Linked DNA regions of Homo sapiens: regions 1, 3 and 4 are each linked to region 2. Evidence: read pairs that join two places in POLR2A ChIA-PET (ENCODE). Cell type or tissue: MCF 10A. All regions are shown on one strand. Links, peaks and the distances in the headings refer to the core of each region. The heading gives the core; the rest is flanking DNA.

Region 1 (5,632 bases), core at 1,616-5,615, 80 kb before region 2:
ACCGATATTTCTCCAAAGAAGACATACAAATGGCTGACAAATATTTTTAAAAGTTTAATATTGCTAATCATCAGGGAAATGCAAACAAAAACTATAATGAAATATCATCTCACTCCAGTTAGAATGGCTATTATCAAAAAAGACAAAAAATAGCAAATGCTGGTAAAGATGTGGAAAAAAGAGAACTCATGCACTCTCGGTGGGAATGTAAACTACAGCAGTCAACTACAACTACAGTGAACTAATAAACATACGGTAAACTAGTATGGAGAACAGTATGGATGTCTTTCAGAAAACTACAAATAGAACTACCATGTGATCCAGCAATCCTACTACTGGGCATTTATACAAAGGAAAGGCAATCAGGATATCAAAGAGATATCTCCATCCCCGTGTTTATTGCATGTTTATTGCAGTACTATTCACAGTAGCCAAGATATGGAATTAACCCAAGTGGCCAAAACATAGGAATGGATTTAAAACTGTGGTGTATATACACAACGGAAAACTATTCAGCCAAGAAGAAGAATGAAATCCTGCCATTCACAGCAACAAGAATGAAACTGGAGGATATTATGTTACATGAAATAAGCCAGGACCAGAAAATTAACTGCCATGTGTTCTTACTCATATGTGGAAGCTTTAAAATAGTTGATCTCATAGAAGTAATAAGTAAAAATAGAAGATACCCGAGGCTAGGAAGGGTATAAAGGAAGAAAGAATAGGGAGAGATTTGGACACAAAGGAACCAAAATTATCACTAGATAAGAGAAATAAGTCCTACTGTTTCGAAGAAAAAAAATGAAGAAGGAAGGAGGATCTAACATCAGAAGCAATTTCAAACAAAAGAAACTTCCCCTGAAAGGAACAGCCAAGTGAGGGCCATGAAAACTGAAAATTTTGAGTATAATTTTTACACACTCTTAAATAAAGTGGGAATTACATCCATTGAGAAGTTATTACTGTCACTTTATAACCCATAAAAGGGTTTTTGCTAGTGAGTAGACACATTATGTAGGACTTCAAACCCATACACTTCTCCCAGTTGCAAAACACTTTCTGTCATGACAATTATAAAAAGAAATCATATTGAAAGGCCTCTAATCATTCCTTCTTCAATCAACATATATTTATTGAGCAGTAAAAAAGACAGTCCCTGCCCTTGGGAGCTTATAGACCAGTGGGGGAATAAGATATTAAATAAAGAATTATACAAATAATCATTGAATTGAAAGTTAGTAAGTGTTATGAGAGTATATAACAGGATAATTTTACCTAACCTGGGGGCAAAAAGACGAGGGGATAAAGTTATCTGGGAGAAAGAATTAGTTCAGCTGAAATAATAGGCTTAGGCAGAATTTTATGATTCTTAAGCTACTAAGTAGGTTTTTTCATATACAAAATAAGCACCTAAGCTTGGGCACAATACAGACAAATAAGGAAAATATTTTGCTGTTCTCTGAGATAAATTCACAAAATGAGGATCTCTTGAGGACCTGGCTATGATAATAGCATGCTCCTCTCCCAAAGTGCCACAGTGCTGGAGATACCCAGGGAAGAGAAAACAAAGGTTGTTGATACACACTCATTTAACCTGCCTAGTCATCTAAAATTAACTTTGACTCCAGACTTTTAGCTTCTGAGATCATGAACAGGGGAAAATGAAAAACTGAATGTTATTTATCACATCCTGGAATTAATTGAGTTTGCCTCCAAGAAGGAATGTTGTAGTCTAACCTAACCAGCATTTCATAAATTGCCTTTAACTTAAGCAAAACACACATATGTAGATGATATCTAACCAATTAAAAAACAGCCTTTTCAGAAAGTGGGGTGGCTAATGAGCAGTATCCAGCTTTAATTCCAATATTTATTTGGTTGATATATCATTGTCTCTGTTTTTCATTCTGTGTGTGCACATAAGTAAGAGCTCAGTTGTATTTTAGGAGATGATGAGGAAATTTTGTGGCTATAGCACAGGTACATAAAATACAATACCACCTTATTTGGGTCTTAAAGAGATAAACCAGCTATTTAAATATTTTATAAATGAATGGCAGTCAAAACCATGCTAAACGAACATACATATAGAATTCTCCAAACCCAAAACAAACACCTTGACTATAGGAGGAGTAGAGAGAGGAGTCTAAGTGGACCAACTCTGTAGCCAGAGACCTGACACTGTCATTTATTAGCTATGTGACCGTGGTCAAGTTTCTTAATCTCTCTGAGCCTCACTTTACTTATTTATAAAATGTATCTAGCCTCTAAAAAAGTAGATGAGTTACCACTTGTAAAGCACTTAGAAGAGTCTATGGGATACCAAACTACTCAATAAATTTGAGATTTATTATTATTTTTAAGGTAATAGTGTTTTCCCTTCTACTCCACTGTAATGACTTCATAAACTTTTGTTTTAAGGGCTAGAAAAGTATATGGGATAGCAAGCCTAGAACCTTCACAGTGGTGACCACTGGCAAAAATTGTCAACACACATATTTCTTCTGACTTATTATAGCCTCCTTTGGTAATCTTGAGCGCTTACGTGGCTTTTGTTACCAAATATATTTTGATAACTCTCAATCTACAAGTTTTTTTTTCTCCATGAACTTCTTGTGTATCTAACTGCTTACTGGATGCCTTCCAGCACCTCAAACTCCACCGATCCAAAGCAGAATTCATTATCACACTTGTAGGCCTTCTCTTTTTCTTCCCTATGTTCAGTCTCACATGTGAGGTAAGGATCAGGGTTGATTCAGTTGACTAACTGGCCAGGCTGATAGTTATTTCCTCGTAAATCTGTTACAAATTTAAAACGATGACTTTACAAAATAGAGAAGAGCCATTCTTCAGTCAATAAGTGAAAAGCTATGTTTCCCTTCTAAAATATAGAACAAGCCAGTTCAAGGATTCCTTACTTTAAATCATTTCACCAGCCACCTAGCCATTGAAGCCAGGAATCTGAGAGTGATCCCAGATTTATTCTCTTCTTCCATTATCTCATTACTTTCAGCTTTGTTTCTATAATAAATAATCTTTTTTTGTTGTTGTTTTTGTTTGTTTTGCTTTTTTCAGATATGAGGTCTTGCAATGTTTCCAAGGCTGGAGTGCAGTAGCTATTCACAGGTGTGATCATAACACACTACAGCCTTGAACTCCTGGGCTCAAGCTTTCCACCCGACTCAGCCTGGCAAGTAGCTAAGACTACAGGTGCACTTCATTGCCCCCTGCTACGTTTTTGTGTTTTTATAAAACTTCAAATCAAAAGTTTCCCTTCTTAGCTTCAGATGTTCTTTACATCCCACCTGGAATAGCTCAATTGCTTCTAAGCCTATCTTCTGACCTTTGGCTTGGCTAAAATCCCTCCCCAGCACTGTGGTCTGATGACCTATCTGGAATGCAAATCTGATCAAGTTTGTACCCTGATTTCCCATTGCTTTCCATGGCCTACAGTGTGACCCTGCCCTCACCACCCAGCTTCCTTAGATCCTCTTTTGACTTCATAGGTTGATACTGAATGATTTTCTGTATTTTCTCTTTCAGGTCATATTGTTTGGTGATTTTGTAATTTTGCTTATGCCTATAACAATCTCGTTTCCATAACTCCTATTCATCCTTCAAAAAAGTTTCAGGTAGCATCTCTCCAGGAAGCCCTCCCTGACTCATTCAGGCTGAGCTAGGTGATAGCTTCCTGGGAGCTATCCTAGGGATTCCTGCTGCACACCTCAGCCAGTTATTTACTGCACTGCATTGAGAAAACATACCACCTCCTGCTAACTAGGTGGTAAATGTCTTGAAGGCAGAGCTTTTCTGTCTTACACTATACTTGAATCACCTGCAATAAATATTTAGTGAACTAGGATGAGGCTCAACACTAGTTGCATATAGGAAATATCTAGGGATCTTTTAAAAATGTTAATACCAACAACTCACTCTAGTCCATTGAAATGGGAGGCTCTGGGAGGGGAGTCTAGGAGCTTAGACATTTAAAACTTTTCAAGTAGTGATAAGGTATAGCTGAGGCTGGGAGCTCATTGGTTAGATGATCACTGGGCAAGGATCTGGTGGATAATATGCCAGAGACATATGAAGGTGTTGATGCTTAATGCACCTTTCATTCATGAATTTCTCTTCCGTGAGATGATTGCTGGTAATATTCCCCATACACATATCATAAAGGTTGTTTTGTTTTGTAAGTAGGCAACTTAGTTCATCAGCCAGACATCAAACTGCGAGGCATCCCGTAACCTTAGCGTTCTTGAAAGAGCATCCACCACCAATACACACACATTTGTTTAAAATACAATACTGTAAGAAAATAGTAACAAGAGGAGGGAAAGAAGGAGTGGGTTTTAGATACCTCATACATTCATGTCTTGATATTAGGGAAAGAAGTCTCAAATGTAAATACTTCCTAGTTCTCTTAAAATGTCACTCTTGTAATATTCAAACTTATTTTTCTCTCATTGTCTATGATGGTCATAGTGATGGGCAGTGAGTTTGCTTTCTTTTATAATAATCTAGGTGCACTGTAACAGAGAGGTAGCACCTTATCTTGATTCTAGATGCTTTTATAATTAACAGCACTTGGTATAAGTTCTACATTGGATAAGTAAGACCAATTTGGGATTATTATTATAAACACTCATGTTTGTGGGAGAACTATGTGACTCTAGATTATAATTCTCCCATGAAGAATGTCATCTAATAAAAAATGAGTTTTAAAAATCAACATAAAGACAGTAAAAAGAGAGAGAAAAGCCTTTTTAAATGATCAACCAACTGTTAGGAGAAAAGTACACTGGAGTCTTGCAATATCAGAACTAATATTCAAACTCTCAATCTGTTTGGTTAAAAAAGTTTAATGAGCTGTAAAATAAATACACTTCCATTAAATATTAAATAAATTATTTACAACTTGAAAAAATACTTTTTACCTTCGTGCACCTTTATATACAGAAATAGCATAAAAAGTGACAATTGAAAGTTTAAAACCATCATAACAAAAAGGGTCCATTGTCTTATGATCCACTGGAAAGAGGACCGACTCATCATTTATGGCTATGACTTGGCAGTGACTCCAATGTGATATCCTGTGAGAAAATAAAATAAAATAAAATAATAAAATAAAACAAAATGTTACAGATAAGCTCAATTCCAGCAGAGCTTTAAGAAACTTTAAAGCATAATCAGGAATCAGAATTTCTGTCAGTTGTTTTCTAGTACATCGTTTGAGAAATGCTAAGATTTTTCAGAGACCAACTCTTACTTCGGCTTGAGTTCCTCTTTCACACTTGCTTTGATTATACACCTAGTTCAGTAGAAGTCCACATATGCTCAAATCTGTTGCATCAAATTCTGCTTAATAAAAATGCAACAGCAGTCATGAGAAATAGTTTTCCTAACCAAATCTATGCAGTGGACATAATTAAAATCAAAGATTAACTGTCTCAGCATATTTATGATATATAGTTAATTTAGGAAAATTAGTACCAAGGGCATAATAATAGTAACTACCAGTTAATAGGCACCCACTATGTGCTAGCACAGCATATTCTTTTTCCTAAAATAATTCTGGGATCTATGCTAAAAAATCTCAGTGGCAAATAACCAAAAATCCATCCTTATTCAC
Region 2 (5,632 bases), core at 945-4,944:
AGCTATTCTTACCCTTTTTTAAAAAATTATCACATACTTATAGTCTTTGAGTTTATATTTCTGTTTAAAAATATGTAGTCTCTTGATGCCACATTGACAAACTTGGGCTTACCTAAAGCTGTGCAGTTATCACTGGACTCTCCTGGGATACATGATGGAATCACAGTTGTACTGAGGACTGCCTGTAGAAGATGGAAACCTATTTATGAAGAAAAATCGAATATATAACTAATGTGTTAAGGAAAGAAATCTTGATCAAATTTCTACATAACTGCAGTACTTATAGAGTTGTTTTGTTTCACAGATTTGGTCCATCAAAACCATAAAACAAAATAATTCATGGAAACAGGCATGTAACAGAAAATACAAACTCCCCCAGCTATTCTGTGGAAGGATAAAAGCCTTGGCATTACATTCACGGTTACAGATTTGACCTGCTCTAAATATTTCACAGTAACATTTTCAAAGATTTGATTTTGAAGTTTGATTTCTTAAGACGCACATCAGTTGGAGAATTTCCACTGTTTTATTCCATCATGTGTTCAGAGAAATGCTCCTAATCAGACCCCATCACAAAAAAAGGCTCTAAATAAAAAATCGGTTTCCACTTACAGTAACAACAAGAAACTCAACCTAAGAAACATTCATTATTGATTTATGTACCTAAGTTACTCTTTGCATTGCATTACACATGAGTATAGATTTTAATTAATACAGTGAAAGCTAGGTAAAATCAGAATATATCTTGTCTAATATGAGGAGGAACAGGCATCCCAGATGAACCATACTGAGCCCTAGAATCCAGTTTCTATCAGCATAGGAAGAGTCTGAATCAGCTGTTTCATCATGTGTATTCAGTGAAAAGATAAAATTTTGGAACATAGATATCAAGAATGACTCAAGTACTTTCTGAATTGTGTAGGAATCATCATAAGAAGAACCCTTGTAATTTCACAGATGTTTAGTTAAGAGCTTTAGCTGCTTCTGTTTAAGCTTTAGGTATTTGCACTTCAAACACTCTTTCCAATTTATTTAAGTAACTGTTATATAGTAAATACTAATGGTGGTGGTAGTAGTAGTAGTAGCAGCAATTAAGCTCCACTAAATTAATTAATGGCTTCAGCTTGCAATTGCTTTGGGGAATAACGAATTTCAGAACTGAGATTTGAAAAAAATTAGACATATTTTGTTTGAAGAAATGAATAATACCTACCGTGGGGGATAATGACATGTGTGTTAAGCTTGCTTTTTCTACACCCTAAAGGTTGTCTTTTGAGAATAAATACCTCCTATGTGATTTTGTTTAGTCGGTTGGACATTTTCGTTTGGATTCCGGTGCTTATTGGCCTAGGGTGCGTGATAACTAGAATGACTTCCTACTCCTGAAAATTCTCCTTGACTGATAGGCAGCTAGGTAAATGTAATCTAGGTAAAATCAGAATATATCCTATCTAATATGAGAAGGAATAGGCATGCCAGATGAACCACACTGAGAATCCAGTTTCTGTAAGCACAGGAAGAGTTTGAATCAACCTGTTTCGTTGAAGTAGCTAAGTAAGTGGTAACTGTTATGAAAGGATGATTAATGCCTCCATAAAGGCAACAAAATATATTCAACTTTCCATTTCTTTCACAGTTCAGACAGAGGACGATCCATCTCTTGAACATGTACTATGTACCAGTGATATAGTTTGGCTCTGTGTCCCCACCCACATCTCATCTGGAATTGCAATCCCCATGTATTGAGAGAGGGACCCGTAATCCCCATGTGTCCAAGGAGGGAGGTGATTGAATCAATGCGGGTAGTTTCCTGCATGCTGTTCTCAGGATAGTGAGTGAGTTCTCATGAGATCTGATGGTTTTATAAGTGTTTGGAAGTTCCTCCTTCCCGCCTCTCTCTCCTGCCACCTTGTGAAAAAGGGGCTTGCTTCCCCTTCGCCTTCGGCCATGATAAGTTTCCTGAGACTTCCCCAGCCATATAGAACTGTGAGTCAATTAAAGTTCTTTCCTTTATAAATTACCCAGTCTCAGGGAAGTCCTTTATAATAGTGTGAAAACAAACTAATACAACCAGGTATGGTCCTATTCACCTTATCTGTATTATATTATTTAGTCCTCTCAGGGCCAATTTGAGGAAGATACTATTATTATCCCCATTAGAGAAAACTAAAGCATAAAGAGTTTAAATAACTTTTCCCAAGGATACATATTGTTAAATGGGCCACTTTATAGAATTTGGAAATAGGCAATAATACTAGAGTATAATGGACATCACAGAGAACAAATTATGATAGCTGTAATTGAAGTAGAGTATTTAACCCAACATAGAGGCCACAAATTATGGTGGAAAGGCAGTCTTGTGAGGAAAACTTGAGCTACGTGATCTTGAAAAAAAATTAATTTACTTTTCTGGGTGTTAATTTTTCCTATCTTATAGATTTTTGGGGAGAATACAGTGAAATAAACTAATGTTTTTTTTTTTTTTTTTCTGAAATGGCTGTCACAGCCCATAAATGTTCCTTGACTCTCAACTTCTAGCCTCTGGTTTTAGCAGTGTATGTGGACAGTGCCCTCTTCTGGTTTATAACAAGTTTGTCTATCTCTGTAATTTGGTACTGTAAAGAAAGATTTAATTCGTGTAATACAAGAATTTTATTTTTTCTCAGTTAGAGAAGGCTTGTATCTGTTAAGCCGATTGTATATTTTTGGGTTCTGAAAAGTAAATTACACATCGGCATCAGCATCATAATGTATAACTTCATATATCAAATTTCACACTTAATTCTGTGAAGTAGTTATTAGTCTCAAATACCCTCAGTGTATTTAAATTAAATGTCTTGTCTAAGATCACTTGTGACCACAGAAGAGAAGAGTTACAAATTTATCTTTTGAAATCAAGTCTCCTGTTCTTCAACAATTTGAAAATTCTGTTGTCTTTAAAGTTCAGAATTATCCCCTCCCCACTCCATGCTTTTTCTACAATATAAATGCTGCTTCAATTGCTCTTGTGGAACTACAAAAAATATATTTTTGTTGAATGACAAAGAAATAGCTAAAGCCTAGATTTCATTGTCAGTTGAACAGAGTTGAAAACTATTTCACTAAGCTTTTTATGGAGGATAAGCTAGATTCTCATTCAAGTCAATTTTGTTTTATATCCCAATAATAATTTCACCATACTTTCACTACTGAAGAATGAAATCCTTTAACTAATACAGTTTCCTCGGTACAAATTGGAGTTTTAGTTGCACGTGCTTACATCCTTGACATTCCTATTCCTACATATTTCTTCAACTGAGGAAAGCTTTGGAGGAGACATTACCAATTCTCCCTCCAGGAAAATGCTAGCCAGGGGGAAAAAAATGCACATTTGAAGCTAGTTTCTCTATCCTTTGCATAAACTAAAGCCTAACCTTTCCTGCTTGGAATTGCCTCCAATTGCAACCTGCAACTATTATAGAATCCAACTTACTTTGGAGTGTTGCTGTTAGTCTTCTTTTTTAAAGGTTTTTAGTAGTTGTTAGTTTTTCCACCGTTGGAAACTTTGTTCCAGTTGTTCAGGCCACAGGTGAAATGTTTGTCTTTGTTAATTAAAGAATGTTCAGCCCAGGGTGTGCCTCCACAAAGACTGGACTTTCCTTACTCGTGACGCTCCCTTGGACACAGTCCATCGCTCAGGATAGTTTCTGTGAGACTTGCTGCATTAATCCTACAGCAGGATATTTTACAGGTGGAATCGTATATAATTTTAAATGTTCCTTTCAAATTAAAGTGTATAACTGCAATTCCATCATGGATGGATGTGGCCAAGAAAACAGCAAAATTAATTCTAAGTCATGTCCATCTGCACAGCACTATTGCTTTAAAATAGTGGTTCTCAAATGTTCCTGCAATATGCGTCTGCTCCCAAACACTTGCAAACTAGGGTAGAAGAGTGAATGCGATCCAATGAATAAAAAATCTATCTCCAGAGAAATATTACATCCACTATCCTGTTAACCTTAAGAATCGCTGGTCAGGCCGGGCGCGGTGGCTCACGCCTGTAATCCCAGCACTTTGGGAGGCCGAGGCGTGCGGATCACGAGGTCAGGATATCGAGACCATCCTGGCTAACACGGTAAAACCCCGTCTCTATTAAAAATACAAAAAAAAAAAAAAAAATTAGCCAGGCATGGTGGCGGGCGCCTGTAGTCCCAGCTACTCAGGCGGCTGAGGCAGGAGAATGGCTTGAACCCAGGAGGCGGAGCTTGCAGGGAGCGGAGATCGCGCCACTGCACTCCAGCCTGGGCGACAGAGGAAGACTCCCTCTCAAAAAAAAAAAAAAAAAAAAAAAAAAAAAAGAATCGCTAGTCATTACTTTAATGAGTCATACAGGGAGGGAATAAATGCTAAAGCATGCATATATTTCCTTAATGTCAGGCTTTTCATGACCTTAGTGTTGTTTGAACATAATTTCTCTATGATTGGACCTCAAATACTATATTTGGCTTTTTCATTCTTGACAGTAGATTCTTCCTAAGCAAATAATTCACTACGATACTAAATATTTTAGATAGTATCTATGTCAAAAAAACAGATCTGGTGGCATTTCTTGTCTGGTGGCATTGGTAACTAAGATACAGAGGAATTTCTTGCCAGGTGATATAACACAGATGATCTGTAAACTCAAAATTGGCAGTTGGCGCTTCTTTTACAATACAGCTGCAAAAATGGAAATGCATTCAGAGGTCATTGTTTCTATCAAATTTCCAAATGGGTTTTAGGAATGTGAACCTCACCTATATATCTCTCTGCCTTCATTTTTCAGATTATGTTTCAGTGAAATCTCAGATGTGCCAGCAGGAAGTGGTGCCAGTGACTCAGAGGATACAAATCGCCTCTTCCCTGTGAGTCAGGACCGAGCCTACACCCTTACACAATATTGGGGACCGCGCGTGGGAGAGGTTGAGTGCCATCATAGGAATGGCAATAGCAGTAAATGTCGTGGGCCCTGGAGCACTAAGAAGTGGTTGCCCAACAGTCAGACAAAATGCCAGATGTAGAAAATGTACTTCCTATTGCATACGGTTTATTTTGACCTTGCTTCATTTTTATTTATATTTATTTTGTTTTTCGAGGCTCTTACTCATTTGCCCAGACTGGAGTGCAGTGGTGCAATCACTGCTCACTGCAGCCTCGAATCCCTGGGCTCAATGATCCTCCCATGTTGGCCTCCAAAAATGCTAGGATTACAGGCTTGAGCCATTGTGCCTGGATTTACCTTGCTTCCTAAGGATTGCACTGAGGGCTCATCCAGAAGGAGGCCAGTACAGAGGAGGCTAGGATTTGGTGACTGGATGACCAAGCCAAGTCAGCAAAATAATTGCAAATCTTAGGGTAAAATGACTATTCTGGAAAACAATCAAGAAAATAAAAATGATCCAAATTAAAATCAGATAGATTACAGAATAAAAGAAATGCATCTCATTTTCCCAGTTTAACCTTTTAGGCTATTTAGACCAGAAAAGCAAACTTGTGCAGAATCATAGCATTTGTCCAGCCCAAACACATAGCAAAATCCTCTTTGTTCACACTTTTGCTGTGGTCACATGCCAACCTACTCAGACTGTTCATTTTCTACCATCTTCCATGG
Region 3 (5,632 bases), core at 888-4,887, 68 kb before region 2:
CTGAGAACCAGACAAGAGGGGGAGAAGCCAGGGAAACTCAAGTCAGGACAGAAAAGGCCTTCAACAGCTCTGAAACCATCTTGCCCTGCCTCTGTAGTGGATGCTCTTAGGATATTTAGATCTTATTTACTGTTAACTTCTTCTTCCTTCAGACTCCAAAGTATGCAATATTTCTCTCTTACTTTGGTACTTTCACTCCAAGCAAAGGGCCTTTTTAAAATATGAGATAACAGGAAAGTGAAAGAAACCATGGGTTATATAACTAACAAATGGGATTTGGGGTTAAAGAGTGATTTTAGCAATACAAAATCTAAGTATATTCACCCTTCTTTAATATTTCCAGATGGCATTATTATTATTATTCCATCAGCTTCTCATCACCTAGTACTTAAACGCTAAAGTCTAATGCCTCCTGTCCCATTACTTCCTTGTCCCCTTATTTGTGTTAAAATGCAGTTATCTGGGGAAGGGTGGTGTTGGGGAAGGGGATACAAAAGCTAAGATACAAAGTAGATAGGAATGGTTAATGTCTAAATTTGTCTCTCAGAATGGGGGTCATGTAGCATAGTGGGAAAGAGCTTAGTGTCTCTTCTGCATAGAATCAAACAGACTGGAGCTCTAATTCTAGCTCATCTGCTTGTCACCTGTAGAACCTAGAGCAAAACCTTTTTCGGCTTCAGTTATCACATCTGTAAAATGAGGATAACAATTCCTACTTAAAGTCATTGTGAAGATTAGGTTTAAAAATGAGACATACACCATTTATGATCACTCTGGCCATATAGGATGTGCCCACATTATGGTTCTTTTTGTCACAGTTTACCTAGGGGCTATCCAACAGATATACAATAAAGCCACTAGAAAATCTGGGGAGCAGCTTTACTTCTGAAGCAGCTTTGCTCATATAAACCCACATCTCACAGGCCATATTTTTGCTTTATCCCCTACTCACCTCTGACTGAATCATCGACAATATAGCCAGGTATTTGTGGTTCGTTATCATACTCTTCTGAGTAGTCATAGTCGGCTCCCGAGGACGGTTCACTACTAGAAGGCATTTCACTCACAGGGGAAATCTCACTCCCTGAAGACATCTCACTTCTTGAGGTAACCTCAAATCCATCAGCACTGTGGTCCCCAGAAAATGGTTCACGCTTCCCAGAGTAGGTGTCATTGAGGTCCAATCCAGCAGCATAATGGCCTGCAGGGGAGGGAATAAAGGAAGAAAAGAAAAGGTAAAGTAGGGTGCCTTTCGAGTCAGCTGTGTTAGGTAGAAAAGTTTATCTTTTGACATCAAAGCAGTTATTGCACATGTGCTATTGTTTGTGATTGAGTCATTTCTATGAAAGAAACTTTACATTTTTGCCAGCAAGCAAATTCAGCTGTCCCAATTACAGAAGTGCTTTTCTGAAGTTTTTCTTTTCCACAGATAATCCACATTAATTTCCACATCAAAAAAATCCCGCCAAATTGGCAAATTAATCTAATACAATTACTTGATGGGTAATGTCTAAAAATTCCCATCACTTCACATTCCAAATGCATTTCTTTTTTTGCTAGAATGCCATCCTGGCCTATTTCGGTAGGTTTTAGATACAAATATCAGATTTTCTTCAGATGTGTTCATATTTTTAAAAGATATTTTTAAAAGATGTGTTCATATTTTTAAAAGATGTGTTCATATTTTTAAAAGATATTTTTAAAAGATAATCTTTTAAAATAATATAAACAGTGGTTAATTATATCGATTATTATTGTCATTTTTCATTATCATTATTATTATTACTACATAGACAATAAACTGAGTACTAAGTAAGATTTGGGGCCCAGAGTTAAGCCACTGCTTTATCTTGCTTTTTCTTAGGTCTCAATAAAACAGCATCAGAGTGGTGCTTTTAACCTCTCGCCGGGATACTCTAAGTCCCTCTAGGAAGGTAAAGAAGAAATCACTAGACAGAGATGGAGAATTAGGCAGGAGGCAGCAAACACTGCTGGGTCCAATATCTGCGGAAATCACTTCACCTCTCTAGATCTTGGTCTTTTTAATCTTTTAATCTGTGAAACGAAGGGTTAGGTTCAAATGATCTCTCCCGTCTTCTCAGCTGAACTAAAGAAAAAGTACAGCGATTCTCTGGGACACCTTGTCCTGGACGTTTGAGACATCTGCCCTTCTCTTTTCCTCCTAGGGAGGGAGCTACAGTGATCACCTCCTGCGGCGCAGGGTCGGGGGAACTAAAGGGCGATTTTTAGAGAAGCAAGAGCCAAACTCAAGAGGCAAAACCTGCCATGGGAGGAGAGCCCAGCAGTTCAGCGCCGGTGAATCCTCACCTGAGCCGAGTATCAAGAGCGACAGCACCACCGGCGCCGGCGGTAGCAGCGGGGCTCTCATTGGTCCTTCGCAGCGGCGGCGTCTCGGTCTCTGGGGCAACTCGGTCTCTGGGACACGAGCTGCCGCCAAAACGAGCGGGTGTTGGAAGAGCGAGTGGAGACCGGGAGTGTGCGCCGCTCTCGAAGGCTTGGGGAGCTCGGGGCGGCGGGCGCGGCGCCTCGGGCTGTCCCGGGACCTCTGGGGCGCTGGCACCCAGGTGTGCGAACGTCTGTAGGGCGGCGCGCACCTGCCGCTTTATAGGCTCAGCCGGGAGGGGGCCGCAGCCCATGACGTCAAGGCCCGGCCGTGGGTGGAGGCAGGCGGCGCCCCAGAAGGTGCTACCCGAAAACCACGCGCGGAGGACACACGCCCCGCCTCCCTCGTGCGTAAGGATTCGCTGAGAGGAAGTGGAACTTAAACCTCTAGCTGCAAGCCGTTTTTGAGGGCGAGCAGGACTGGAGTTCCGGAGCTAGTACCTGACAGAAGTCCAGATGTTTCAAACTCTGACAACCTCTTTGTATACTTAACATCTACAACAGACAGGGATTAAATAGAAGAGTTCCGTATTTAGATGTAAAAGTACTTTAAGACCAAGAGTGACTTTGCCTGATGTTTCCAACAAGGATAAAGGACGAGAGAACTCAATGAGGAATTGCTTCATGTAGGATGGGCTTCTATCTCAATCAAGAGCCCCTTCCCACCCATTTCTGTGAAGTGGCCAGAATTTCAAATCCCCTCACTCCCTATTTCTTTATGTGGCCCAGGGGCCTCATCAACATTAATATTTATTGATGATTTATTATTGCCAAATTATGCACTTAAAATTTTACCTACACCATCTCACAGCCGATAATGTTCAAAGCCAGGTGGATATGAATTCTTCATCTGACTCTGAAATCTGCTGTTTTCCTCTCTGATGAATTTAGGTTTAAACTGATCCTTGAAAAGAGGGTTTCTGGGAAGAACAATATTTAGCCTAAAGGATAATTTCTACTGGTGGCATACTGGCATTTAGGTGAAGAGTAGTGCTCTAGACTGTGCCTCTCAAATCCCAAGATAAAAAGGTCAGCGTTGAGGGCCCACTTACAACCTAGTAGGATATTTAATCATGACAAGTAGATAAAATGAAGCGGAGACAGGAAGCTACTTAATTTGACTAACTTGGATGTACTGTCAACTAAAGAACTGGATTTTTCTTGACTTGAGGAAGAGAAAAAGCATTGTTCATTTTCCTTCACCTGGAGATATGATTCTTTCCTGATTGTTTCAGTAACACAGCCCTTTTAAGAATGTAGGTCAGGCCAGGCGCAGTGGCTCATGCCTGTAATCCCAGCACTTTGGGAAGCCGAGGCGGGTGGATCACCTGAGGTCAGGAGTTCGAGAGCAGCCTGGCCAAGATGGCAAAACCCCATCTTTACTAAAAATACAAAGGAAATTAGCTGGGCGTGATGGCGCGCGCCTGTAGTCCCAGCTACTCGGGTGGGCTGAGGCAGGAGACTCCCTTGAACCCGGGAGGCAGACGTTGCAGTGAGCCAAGGTCATGCCACTGTACTCCATCATGGGTGATAGAGCAAGACTCCGACTCAAAATAATAATAATAATAATAATAATAATAATAATAATAATAATAACGTGAGTCACAGTGCATCTGTCCTAATTCTGGAAATTTTTTTTTAAAAATCACTTATTTTTAATGGTATATCACAGTGCGTAGTCCAAATAATATCATGCATTTAGTAGAATGAAATAATCATGAATCATGCCTTCTATTCCACATTTGTTGAGAGTGTATTTTGTGTGAGCCACCTGCTTTATATTTTATGAAGGGGAGCAGTATAGGTTCACCAGGAGCTCAGTGGTGTGGGCCAGATACATAGATAAGTAATTCTAATAGATCACATGATGAGAAGGGTTCAGAGTGCCATGGAAAAAAAGGACATGGTTTAATTTTGCCTCTGTTTAATGGAAAGCTCTGTGGAAAGATGAAGAGGCCCCTCAAAGGCCTTCCCAGCAAATCTTTTACATGGAATAAAGACCTGATGTGAGGGTATGACCAAGTATGGGAAATAAGGCTAGAAAAGTGTCATGCCCATTCCAAAGTGAAGTAGGGGCCTGCACTGTTATCTGTTCTGGTGGATGAGGCAATTGTGATTCAGAGAGATTGAGAGACTTGCCCAAAGATTTCAAAAGATTCTTTTGGAGACTTTGTTTGGAGCTCACGCAGTTGGTCTACACTGTTGCACCTTTATGCTCCCATAGGCTTCATTTCTGTTCTAGGCCTGTTCTTCTCTTTTCTTCTTTTTTTTTTTGATTGACAAGTAACTTCATATTTGTAGTATATGACATGATGTTTTGATATATGTATACAATGAGGTTAAATCAAGCTATTTAACATATGCAATACTTTCCATTTTCTTACTCTTCTTATTGAGATGAAAACACATTGTGCAGATCAGTCATCAGAAATGTTTCACTTTTGGGAAAGTGGACTGTTTATATTGGAAATTGCTTAGTCTTTTTCCAGTTGGAAATTTATAGGGTGAACATTTACATGATCTAGGCACATAACCTAGATCATGGGGACAGCATAGCTTAGTGCTTTGGATGAGCTTTAGATTCAAACCAATGTGGGTTTTCATATACAAATTCCAGCACATACTAAGTTACTTAATATTTGAAAGATTCAGATTCCTCATCTGAAAATAAAAAATAAAGATAACTACATGCTTTTAAGCAGATCAAATGGATAAGATACATGAACAATACCAGATCCTAGCATAGAGTGAGTGCTCAATAAATGGCAACTATCATGAATACCCTTGATATTATGATAGTTACACTATGTAAATCATATTTAAGAACTGAAGGACTCTTATAAATGGAGCTACAGAGCAAGTGAAGTAATCTTCAATATTTTCAATCCATGAACTTAGTATTTACTTCACATTAAGACTAACCATTTTGGGTATTTTATGGTGCATCATTGGGCAGCATGGAGCGTCGTCACAACCACATCACATTGCAGCACCTATTGATGTGTCATGGCATTCTGGAATATATGCATGAGTTGGAAACCAACCCTGTGTAAATGTAGGATTCTTTACATTCAACATTCTGCATGCTAGGCAGAGACAAAGGGGAACAATTTCAAAAAGTTTGAGTAGCAGCCCTTTTTTATCATGATAAATTGATGGTCCCTTAATCTATGTATAGGTTAAGGGCAGCCCTAAGAGCAAATGCTCCTAACCACTCAGTTTGATGCCT
Region 4 (5,276 bases), core at 313-4,312, 74 kb before region 2:
GAAAATATAAGTTTTCACCAACCTATTTATCAAATTTACATCCCCCTCCCTTTCTACTTCCTTTTGTAAAAAAAGAGCATTCAACCTATTGTCTGTCTCCATGCCCTCACATTATCAGTGCAAGCACCCGCAACTGTGGCTCTCCACCATGTGAGCTCAACCTATCATCACAACTGTATCTCCCCTAACACTCATTTAGATTAAGCCATTTTTCACAAGTTTCTAAAATTATCTCTTCCATTTCTCAGTATAACCCTTTCTTTCCCTTCACAGTTTCTTGAACCAATCTCACTAGTCCTTCAACGTTCACTTCCAAGGCCACCCCGAACACATCTTTTCCTCTTCCCTAAATAAATTCTACTGGATTCTTTCTGTTTTTCACTGGAAACTTCTCATACTCCATTGGTTCCTTTCTCATGACATTTATTTTACATCCCTAGTATTCTGGTTTCTTACATTTTTTTCCTATCTACTAAACAATAACTTCTTTGAGAACTGGACCAGTGTCTCTTATATTTATATCCCTAATAATACTTATTAAACACGTAGTCTATTCTCAACATTGAATTCCATCTTATACTCAAAGAATAATACTTTAACATAGCCATTGTTCATAGTGTATATATAATTAAGAACACATTCCATATTTTTCTTGAGATTATATAGTGTTAAATTTTTCAAAATTATAGGATATGATCTAAAGATATATTTTAAAACTCAAACCTGTAATTTTATCTTCAGTTATGCTATAGCATGTACATTTCCATTCTCTTGTCGAAGTTTCTTTCGTTCCTCAGCTTCTCCTTCATATTTCCTGACGTATTGTCTTCTAAGCCTTCAGAGAACAAGGCATTCTAATGTTATCAAGGTTCTATTCATCTATATGTTTGATTGGGGTTTTTATGAGTAGAGGGGGTTCCACTTCATGAGTAGTGATAGACCAGCAATCACTATACTTGACACTAAACCTAAACCTGGCTATAAAATATTACCAATTTCTAAGGGGGTATTTATGTTGACTGTATATAAATCCATTTCCAGAGGGCTTATATTTAAATGTGTCTTGATATACCAATTCTGAGAAGGTATGAAACACATCCATATGTCTTGTTTTTGCAGAACTTAGTACAGCTGCCATGCACAATTGGAGAAGATGATGGTATAGTTTTGCCATAGGAGAACTCTATACTTGCACAAATTAAATGATTAAATATTTTTGAAACAGGCTTACAAAACAAGTTGAGCTTTATTTATTTCTAGGTATAAAATATATCCTTCTAGTTTAATTTACTGCTGCTTTCCACTTTAAAAACTCAATTATTTAAAAACTTCTTGTTGTTGTATAAAAACCCCCTGTTGTTAGGAGGTCTTTAACCCACCACAAAACATTATCATTAAAATCATAAAAAGTTTTCTTTTATTGTAATAGTTGAGGGAAAAACTCACCTCAATTATGAAAACAAACCCAGCAACTTTTGCTTAGGTTTAGTGTTTGTTTTATGTTTCAAACACAAGGAGAATATGGGAGACACGGGGAAAAAAGCCACTGCTTAATTTTAAGAGTGCTAACATTAACAAAATCTATCCATTCTTTCCCAAAAAATGATTAAATATTTCAAGTCAAATAATTACAAGTTTAATTATTACAAAACATCTTCCTTAACTAGCGATTGTTTTGTTCTATCCTTTAAAATAATAATGGTTTGTCTGAGAGTATGTCTCCTAAACACCTTTGCATATCTGCCTTGAGGTACTAGAAAACCAGGACAAATTCTAGTGTGTGCAAAATAAATTTAAGCTACATATCAAACTTGATATGCATGATGAAACAATTTTTATGTGTCATGTTATGATGATCTCATCTAAATTTAAAATAATTGTCAACAATGGCAGAAGATAACCCCTTGTTTCCTGAATGGTAGTCGTGGTAGATCATGTACACAAGTGGATAGCTGTTAAAGTTATTTACCAAGACCTAAAATTAGAAGAATGAGTCCCTTGCTTTTCCCAAGCTCTAGTAGCACATGAGTCATCACAGAGCCATTCATGTCCTCCCCCAACTTCCCTTATTCAGTGACTTCTGTTTGACAGACAATGCCATTTTGATGCACCCATCAGTGCCTACTACCTGGGACAGTCTAGTCCTAACATTTACTGGCCATGAAGTGAAGTGTGTGATCTGTTATTATGAGCACAGGGAAGATACGCTGGAGTGAAACAGTAATAGAATTGTCCTTGCTTGCTATGCCATGTCTTATGATGGAAATTTATTTTTAATAATTGAGTTCTCATATTCGATAGTAACAAAATAAGCATAAGCTCTAAGTAAATTAGTACCATGTTATAATATTCCTAACTCAGAATTTTGCATTCTAATATGAGCAGAAAACATATCTATTCTTTACTGCTGATGATTTGTAGTTCTTTGTCGTTTTTAGTATCAAAGCAGTATGTCTGATACTACGAACCTCCTATAAACAGGTCTTAATTAGCTCCTGAGGCTTGATGAAGCATAGGATTTCACAGTAGATATAAATATTTTCTGAGATTCTAAAGTAACCATGAGTAGAAAAATAACATGAAATAAAACCTTCAATTACTTAAGTTCAAAAAATTTCTAGATCTTCTATAAAAGGGCTTTACATGTTAAATTTCAATGGTGGCCACAAGTCATAAACATTGACCACTTTCTGTGATATTTGTCAATAAAATATAAAAATATAAACCAAAGATCAAGTGACAATATAATAATTCATCTAAAATACCAGAGTAGAGTATGAGAGAAATACTGAAAAAATTAACCTCCCATTATTTTATTAAGAATTTGTAAGTTATGTCATACTTACTGGACTGTAATAACAGCAACAGCTGTGAGGATCACAGCAGACATAAAGGCAGCTATGGCTGCTAATGCAATTTTTGATAAACTACTGTCAATCATGCTGTGAGTTTTCATGGACTTTTCCCCACACCGTTCACCGAAATATTCTTGCTGACATCTGCAAGCAATTCACATTTAAAAATTATAATCACAAAAACGTGCGGTGTGTTTTAAGCTTATTCTCCAGATCATAAAGAACCATTTAATTCCAACATTAAAAAAGTTATGCCATATACTCGTATTTTAAATAATGAGACACAGAATGCATTCTAACTAAGGATCTATTAGTATAAGAACAAGTTGAGATTAGTTTGGGTGTGATAGTTCAAGAAGACACGCCTTGTCATTCTTTGTGTTTCTTTTATGACCAACTGATGAGTTCAGTGATTTGTTATGCAGTTGATACATTCCAATATTATTTAATGTGCTAGCTGCTTGTGGGAGGTAAGCGGGGAGGAGGTTAAAACAATGTGAAAGATTATGCAAAAATTACCTTTAGGTCCTTTTTTAAAGGAGTTTTTAAAAAATGCATACACACACACATACATATATATATAGAAAGAAAGAGAGAGAGAGAGAGAGAGAGAGAGAGCAAGCAGGAGCATGCACAAAAAATAATGGTTTATACCAGGGGTCAGGAAACTACAGCCCATGGATCAAATCCAGCCATTTGCTGCTTTTTTGTTTTGTTAAACAACCTGCAAGCTAAGAATAGTTTTTACATTTTTGTTTTGTTTTGTTTTGAGACAGGGCCTCGCTCTGTCTCCCAGGCTGGAGTGTAGTGGTGCGATCACGGCTCACTGCAGTCTCAACCTCCTGAGCTCAAGCAATTAATTCTGCTACCTCAGCCTCCCAGACTGCTGGGACTACAGGCTGTCACCATTGTACTCAGCTAAACTTTTTTGTATTTTTTGTAGAGATGGGGTTTCACCCCATGTTGCCCAGGCTGGTCTCAAACTCTTGGGCTCAAGGGATCTGCCCACCTCGGCCCCCCAAAGTGCTGGGAATACAGGTGTGAACCACTGCACCCACCAATTTTACATTTTTAAATGGTTACACTTTAATTCGTTGTTTAAGTACATGTAACAATCTTGGCCCACTAAGCCTATAATATTTACTATCTGGTGCTTTAACAAAAAGTTTACTGACCCTTGGTTTATACATTGGAAAAATAAATGGTTTCCTGCAGTTAGGGGTTTCAGACATGGTGCTAGAAATACAAAATTCTATATGCTTTAGGAAAACTTACTTGCATGTTACTGCTTCCAGGTGCTCTATATATTTGCATTCTCCGTGAATGCAGAAATTTTGAAATTCTGCATTACATGGATTTTTCTTCTTTCTGTTTCTTCTATTTTTTCCATTTTTGCCTCCCTTTTTCTTTCTTTTGGGTTTATCTGAAGTATTTTCACTTTCCGTCTTGTTTTGGGGGGGCTTAACTACCTGTTCAACTAAAAAAGAAAAGATTTATTGACAAGAGTCTCTCAAACTTGAATATAATTTTAGAGACATGAGAGAAAGATGTCATAGCAGTGAGCGCTCACAGGGGTAACAGCCATGCGTGCCTCATTACCTAACACAATATAAAAGTTAGAGAGGACTGCATAACCCTAATTTATAATTTTCAGTTTTTTCTACCTGAAAGTAGTGTCCACTCATGATTATAGTTGGGAATTAGTGAGTACTACTTGCAGGTGGAAAAAACTGAGAATTATAAATTAGAGTTACTCTATGTTACAATGCTCCAACACCCAGATTACAACAGATTATAATCAAATTGATAATTTCCATGGAGCTCATTTTCGTGGTCAATCTATTTGAAAACAGGAGCCCAGGAATATTTGTATTCAGTGCTTCAGAGATTTATCTTATCTGATCCACAGAAACTTTTGTTCAGTCTTGCAGTTATGCAAGGTGTAGTTTACCCACATACTAAAGATAGCAAATGGCTTTGCATGTTAGTGCTGTGCATTTTGTTACACTAATGTCTGAAGAGGTTTATCCAAGTGAATATTTAGCAAACAGATTTCAGTAAAGAGAAAATACCATTAGTCATAATGGTCATGCAGCACCCATTCAATACAAAACATTAGAAACATAGTGAAGGTCAACTAGGGTATCAAAGATAGAATATCTGTGATTAAGGAAATGGAAAATAAATACTGAGTATTTTAGCAGTTTATTATAATAACATTTAACAAAAGTAAAATTAGTAGCAAATGTTTAAGAGGTGGTTATGCGATTTTTATATTGAAACTTTTCTCTGACGATAAAAAAGCACAAGACAGAAAAGTCCTTTAAGAGAAATATTTTGAATGAACGTTGTAACTTCACTTTGTCAGATAGATTACAAACTATAGACAGAGGCAAATAAAAAAGTCACTATGCTGAAGTG

Evidence for each region. Peaks named below come from ENCODE experiments on the same cell type or tissue, not always from the same donor. Only the 100,000 strongest peaks of a DNase experiment are listed, where the experiment ranks them.
Region 1: POLR2A ChIA-PET joins it to region 2 with 43 read pairs; 8 of 35 experiments call an interaction of 5 or more read pairs at or near these places.
Region 3: POLR2A ChIA-PET joins it to region 2 with 188 read pairs; 8 of 35 experiments call an interaction of 5 or more read pairs at or near these places.
Region 4: POLR2A ChIA-PET joins it to region 2 with 12 read pairs; 8 of 35 experiments call an interaction of 5 or more read pairs at or near these places.

The regions. Positions count from the first base shown.
Region 1 is chr4:74,454,220-74,459,851 of GRCh38, reverse strand. AREG (amphiregulin) reads right to left here. Exons shown (of 6, transcript NM_001657.4): 6 at 4,847-5,093. Among named protein-coding and RNA genes, the nearest start is that of AREG, 12 kb to the right of the region's middle. In MCF 10A, for the core only: no CTCF peak of the experiment used is centred there; DNase peaks (open chromatin) are centred at 2,691, 3,321 and 3,441.
Region 2 is chr4:74,374,015-74,379,646 of GRCh38, reverse strand. EREG (epiregulin) reads right to left here. Exons shown (of 5, transcript NM_001432.3): 2 at 113-199. Among named protein-coding and RNA genes, the nearest start is that of EREG, 12 kb to the right of the region's middle. RefSeq lists an enhancer at 4,270-5,469. In MCF 10A, for the core only: a CTCF peak has its summit at 2,587 (motif pointing left); DNase peaks (open chromatin) are centred at 2,546, 3,656 and 4,926.
Region 3 is chr4:74,442,103-74,447,734 of GRCh38, reverse strand. AREG (amphiregulin) reads right to left here and starts at 2,599. Exons shown (of 6, transcript NM_001657.4): 1 at 2,329-2,599; 2 at 953-1,201. The coding sequence starts at 2,389. RefSeq lists a silencer at 1,132-1,332. In MCF 10A, for the core only: CTCF peaks have their summits at 1,985 and 2,192; DNase peaks (open chromatin) are centred at 2,224 and 2,704.
Region 4 is chr4:74,448,103-74,453,378 of GRCh38, reverse strand. It overlaps AREG (amphiregulin), which reads right to left. Exons shown (of 6, transcript NM_001657.4): 3 at 4,131-4,332; 4 at 2,847-2,999; 5 at 724-835. The coding sequence ends at 742. Among named protein-coding and RNA genes, the nearest start is that of AREG, 5.6 kb to the right of the region's middle. In MCF 10A, for the core only: no CTCF peak of the experiment used is centred there; a DNase peak (open chromatin) is centred at 2,038.